2 separate regions of the Homo sapiens genome follow, and region 2 is linked to region 1. The links are chromatin loops, found by intact Hi-C in ENCODE. Cell type or tissue: Panc1. All regions are shown on one strand. Links, peaks and the distances in the headings refer to the core of each region. The heading gives the core; the rest is flanking DNA.

Region 1 (2,912 bases), core at 209-2,708:
CCCAGAAATACTGGCCTGGAGCTTACAGGTGGAGGAGGTGTGAAGGTCTGCAGGTGCAAATGAGGCCAAGCAGTCAGTGAGATTTAAATTGGTCCTGTTAACCTGACCTCATTTGTATCCTCAGTATGGAGGCACTTTGGGAAGATAAGGCAAGAATAGTGATGATCAGTAATAGCATCTACTTGTTGAGCACCTATTGCAAGCAGGCACTAGGCTTAAAACTCTAAACATATTTTTTTTTACTCTTTATCCCAACCCTGAAATAAGGACATTTGAGACGGGAGGAAACTGAGGCTGAGCATTCATGTAAAGGTTGCGGCAGCATCTGGGAGAGGTGTGGGAAAGCACAGGAACAGGACCCAAATGTTCACAGCAGAAGCAGTCCCTAGCAGGGGCCCTTCTCTGGCATGCTCACTGCTCCCTCTGGACTCAGGAGGAGTCTCCAGGCTCCAGGAAGGACATGGGGCAAAGCTCTGCTTTTTGACCTGGGCATCTCCTTTTGAGGGAGTGGTGAGTTAGCCAAATGGGGCATGGAAATGACTGTGAAAATGGAATGGCAGCTGAAAGAAGGCCATGATCCAGGAAAGGGCATGAGGAGGGCAAACTGCAAAAGCCTGAGGCACTGCAGGGATGGGAATGTTGAAGGGTATAACAGCACATCAGGGTTTCCATGACTTTGATGCAAGGGGAAAGCGATTTTCACCTCAGACTCAAACTGGAAGTTTTTCTCCCTACCAAAAGGCAGGATGCCAGAGAAACAGACCTTTTCCCTCCTGGGTAGGAGTTTGGTGTTTCTCCAGTGCTCCACTCTGACCTAGCAGGGAGCTAGCAGAGACCATCCCACAGTCACCTCATCCAGCAGAGGATTTTCCACATGTGCCACGGGCTCTGTTCCTCAGCGACTTCAATAACAGAAGTTCAGCATTTGGGGGGTGCCAGGCTAAAGGAAGTCAATCAAGCTTCTTGTTTTGTGTTTCATTTTGCTTTTACCCTAGCATTTTCCAGAGCCTTTAACATGCTAAAACGAATTGTCACTCACCAGGAGTGGAGATGCAGCCGGTCCTGAATTTATCTGAAAAATGAAAATCTTTATTTGGAAAATGCTTATTAACATCTTAGCGAATTGGTGTTCTGGGGAAGATGATTTAGGAAAATCTGCTCTATGCATGTCACTGCCTGCTTCATGATTGCTTACTGCTTAATTTGATGCAACTTTTTTTTTAACCAAAAGTCAAATAATAACCCAGGTTTACCATTTGCAAAGCTTCTCCCTACTCCCAACACACACACCTTCCTCCTTCTTCCTCTTCTCCCTTTCCCTCTCCCTCTCCTTTTCCTGCCCTTTACTGTACAAGAATGCCTTGAATAAAGAAAACCTATAAAACAGAAATATAAATTTGGAAGTGATTATTTAATTGGCCTTTGATTTCATGACAGGCAAAAATAAGTTGGCCCTCAATTTTTTTTTTTTTTTTTGTAAAAAATGATACTTTAAATACTAAAGGATTTAAAGGATACTTGGTAAATATTTGTTGGTTTAATTCATGAAACATGTGGATGTTATGTGAAAATACATTATCTGTATCCCAGAAATAAAAAAAAATATCCTTTTTCTGGCCTAGAGCATAATACTTCAGCCCTGGGGGCCCCACTCACCTGGTATTCTATGTATATGGTGCCCCCTGCAGCAGCCCTGGGCTCATTACAAGTAACACTGATTCTTAGGTGTTCTATGCCTTTTTACCAATCTCTTTAGAGGAAGCAGATGAACATTTAGAATTTTAACAGGGAATGTTTACCTGAGGACAGAAGCTAGATGAAAAGATCAGCTGGAACCCAGAACACATATTTTTCCTGACAATCCAGCCAAATGTGAATCCAGGGACTCGGTGTAATTCATCAGAACAAAGCAACACTGCAGGCAGGTTGTGTGGTACCCATTTGCCTTTGTAATACCGCCATGCTCAATTCCAAACACAGTCTGTCAACTCATCGGAGCCCCACTGGTGAGAAAGCCAAGGCTGGCAGCAGGTTTGGTGCCACCTCTTGGTGCCAGAGCCACCTGCACACAGCATGGAGCAAGGGAATAGCCAGGGTGCCCTGGATCCAGTTCCTTCCAGAAGCCAGCAGCCCTAGGGCTCCTCCATCCCACTCCCAGCAAGAAGAAGCTGCCATGAATATGAAGGTGGGAAGAGGAAGCTCAGACCAGGGGAAGGCTTGGGCTGTGTGTTAATTCTTCTCTGGTCCCCAGGACCCAACACAGTTGTCTGGTTAATACTGCATTAAATGCAGTTAATTGATTCTAGCCCCATTTCCACTAAGAAATTCCTGAGTGCTCTCAGAAAGTTACTTCTCTTGGAGCCTGCAGCACAACAAACCACTCAGAACTTGGTGCTATAAAACAACAGCAAGCATTTGTCATTACTATCTTTCACTTCTTTAGGGGTTGATGGGGCTCAGCTAGGCAGTTTTTGGTCCTCATGCAGTGACAATCAGACAATGGCTGGGGCTAGAGTTCTCTTGAAGGCCTTTCCATTCATATTCTCTGGTGCCTGACTTGGGAAGACCTAAATAGCTGGCGGCTGGAACAGTCGGGGCTCCTCAGGCACCTCTGTCTATTACAATGTGCTCCCTCCATGTGGACTCTCTGTCAGGGTAGCTGGACTTCTTACATGAAGTCACCTGTACCCGGAGACAGGCTGGTGGAAGTCAATAACCCATTGTGATCCAGCTTCACAAGTCAAGCAGTGTCACTTCCACCATATTATATGCACGGAGACAGTCAAAAGTGCTGCCCATGTTCCAGGGCAGGAGATAGGTCTCTCTTCTTGATGGGAAGAATGTTAAAGAATTTACAGACTTGCTTTGAAACAGAGCCTTAATTTCTCCATATCCTCTAAATGAGGATAATA
Region 2 (2,912 bases), core at 93-2,592, 1.6 Mb before region 1:
TCAGGTCTCTTATTTCCTCACATTGGTATCCAAGACATTCCGCTGGGCTGCCGGGGATTGCTCTCTCAGTTTTCCAGGCTTTAACTTGAGCATGATGTATCCAGGAATCAATACCTGTAACTTTTACTGCTGAGGGCATTGAAAGGAGAATGGTGTAAGGCCCTCCCTGCTTGGGCTTAGAGAAGGAGAGAGAGAAGGTAGAGACTTTACCAATACCAAATATCCTGGGTTAAATAAAGGTGGTCCTACTTCTTGGGGTTGGGCTTCTGCTACTTGAGTTAATTCCTGTTGAAAACGAGCCAGAGAGTTTACATGCTTGCCCAATTCAGAGGTCTCTTGGTCTAATAAGAAATCATTGGTGAGAAAAGGCCATCCATACAGCATCTCAAAAGGGCTTAGATCTAACTTTGAAGGGGCGTTTCTTACCTGCAGTAAAGCCATAGGAAGAAGAGTAACCCAAGGAAGATGAGTTTCTTGGGACAGTTTCCTGAGGTGTCTTTTGATGACATCGTTTGTCTTCTGTAGTTTTCCTGAGGACTGGGGTCTCCAAACTCAATGGAGATGATACTGTATACCTAGTGCCTTTGAGGCTACCTGTGTGATGGCTGCTTCAAATGAGGGGCCATTTCACTTTGGAGGCACTTAAGTAGACCAACACAGGGAATAATTTCATTAACTAACATCTTTACTACCTCAGAGGCCTTTTCTGTATGCTATGGAAATGCTTCTACCCAGTTAGTGAATGTAGATACCCATACCAGGAGGTATTGGATGTCCTTCATCTTTGGCATGTCGGTGAAGTCTATCTACCAGTCCTCCCCTAGAGAGCATCCCATCCTTTGGATTTGAGGAGGAAGGGACTGTCTGTTCATGGGATTACTATTAAGAAAGACTTCGCAAGCATTAACAACCTGTTTTACTGTTCTTAGTAAGTTCTCTCCTGAAAACAATCTTTGGGCACATTGATAAGTTTTATCCTTTCCCAAGTGAAAAGCTTGGTGATGGAATTTAAAGACTTTCCACTGGCTGGAGGCTGGCAAGTGGACCTTGCCATCCTCTGACTACAGCCATTCTGAGGGCTGGAAGGTATACCCTTGAGAAGTGGCCCGTTCTATTTCTGCAGGGGAATACTGAGGCTAGATTTCTCTTATGGAGCCTTCCCAGAGTAGAGGGGCTTGAAGTGTGTTGATGTCATAAGACTTCCTTGCTGCTGACTTGGCTGCCTGATCAGCTAGCTTGTTTCCTTAGGCTATTTCATTTACTCCCTTCTGATGTCCCTTACAATGCATCACTGCTACCTCTTGTGGAGGGAAAACTGAGGATAATTACTTGTTAATTTCCTGATGGTATTTAATAGAAGACCCATTGGTGGTAAGAAAGTACCTTTCCTTCCAAATGGTAGCATGAGCATGGAGAACTAGGAAAGCATACTTGAGTCAGTGTAAATGTTAGCTACCTTTCCCTTGCTTAACTCAAGTGTAAGAGCTGTCAGTTCAGTTAGTTGAGCACTTGTGCCTGGAGAGAGAGACAATAACATCATTCAGAGTGACTACTGCATATCCTGCCTTATGGATTCTTTGCTCTACAAAGGAGCTTCCATCCATGAAGAGGGTCCAATCTGGATTTTTCTAGGGGAGTTTCCCTGAGATCTTCCCTGGCTGCATAGATCTGTACCACGACTTGTTCACAGTCACATTTAGGTTTCCCAGCTCCCTCAGGGAGGAAAGTGTCTGGGTTTAAGTCAGAGAAAGTTTTTAACTGGATGGTGGAACCCTCTAACAATAAAGCTTGATATTTAAGGAAACTGCTGTCTGTTCACCAAAGGCTTCCCTTAGAGGACAGGAAACCCGCCATATTATGTGGGGTATAAACAGTCAAGTCATTTCCCAAGTTTAATTTGGAGGCTTCTGGGACCAGTAGGGCCACCGGGGCAATGGCTCAGAGGCATGCTGGCCATCCTTTAGCCACCAAATCAAGTTCCTTACTCAAATAACCCACTGGCTGTTGTTTGTCCTCAGGTCTGCGTTAAGACTCTCAGGGCCATCCCCTTCCTTTCTGATACTTAGAGATTGAAGGCCTTTCCTATGGGAAGGCTAAGAGCTGGTGCCTTAAGTAGGGCCTGCTTTAGCTGGTTAAAGGCCTTTTGAGCTTCAGGTTCCCAGGTTAGGAGATGAGTTGTAAGCTGATGGAGTTTCTCTTATGAGGTGACACAGAAAATGAGCTATCTCACTGTACTCAGCCTGCAAAATTCTGTAATGCCCCAAAATCCTCTTAGTTGCTGGAGGGTTTGGGGAGGGGGAAGGAGGAAATGTGCTTAATCCTTTCTTCCCCTAATGCTTTGGTCCCTTCAGACAGCACTAAACCCAGAAACTTCACTGAGGTTTTGCAAAGCTGGGCCTTGGATTTTGAAACCTTATATCCTCTGTCAGCTAATAAATTAAAAAGAGCTTCAGTGCCTTCCTGAGAAGCTTCCTCAGTTGGGGTACAGAGCAATATATCACCCACATATTGCAAAATCTTGACCTGAAGATGTGAAAACTCAGTGAGGTCTTTTGATAATGCCTGTCCAAACAAATGAAGGATATCTCAAAATCCCCAAGGCAGCACCATCCATGTTAACTGGATGGTTTGGTCAGAGGCATCTTTGAAGGCAGACAGGTATTGAGAGTAAAGATGTAATGGTATAAAGAAGAAGGCGTTCTTTAAATCTAGGACTGTAAACCATTTAGTTCCCTCAGATATTTGGGTCAGCAAGGTATAGCGATTAGGTACTACTGGATGGATTGGGACTTTGGCCGCATTAATGAGGCAGAGGTCCTGAACTACTCTTCATTACCCATTGGGTTTTTGCACTCCTAATATTAGGTTTTTGTAGGAGCTGTTACAGGGTTTGAGAGGACCCTGTATCTTCA

Evidence for each region. Peaks named below come from ENCODE experiments on the same cell type or tissue, not always from the same donor. Only the 100,000 strongest peaks of a DNase experiment are listed, where the experiment ranks them.
Region 2: it touches region 1 in a loop (11-fold over the local background); 2 of 110 quality-filtered maps call a loop at or near these places.

What each region holds. Positions count from the first base shown.
Region 1 is chr7:90,147,946-90,150,857 of GRCh38, forward strand. All of the region lies in intron 2 of STEAP2-AS1 (STEAP2 antisense RNA 1), which reads right to left. Among named protein-coding and RNA genes, the nearest start is that of STEAP1, 5.1 kb to the right of the region's middle. In Panc1, for the core only: CTCF peaks have their summits at 1,705 (motif pointing left) and 1,906; no DNase peak of the experiment used is centred there.
Region 2 is chr7:88,541,322-88,544,233 of GRCh38, forward strand. No RefSeq gene overlaps it. Among named protein-coding and RNA genes, the nearest start is that of ZNF804B, 220 kb to the right of the region's middle. RefSeq lists an enhancer at 1-55. In Panc1, for the core only: no CTCF peak of the experiment used is centred there; no DNase peak of the experiment used is centred there.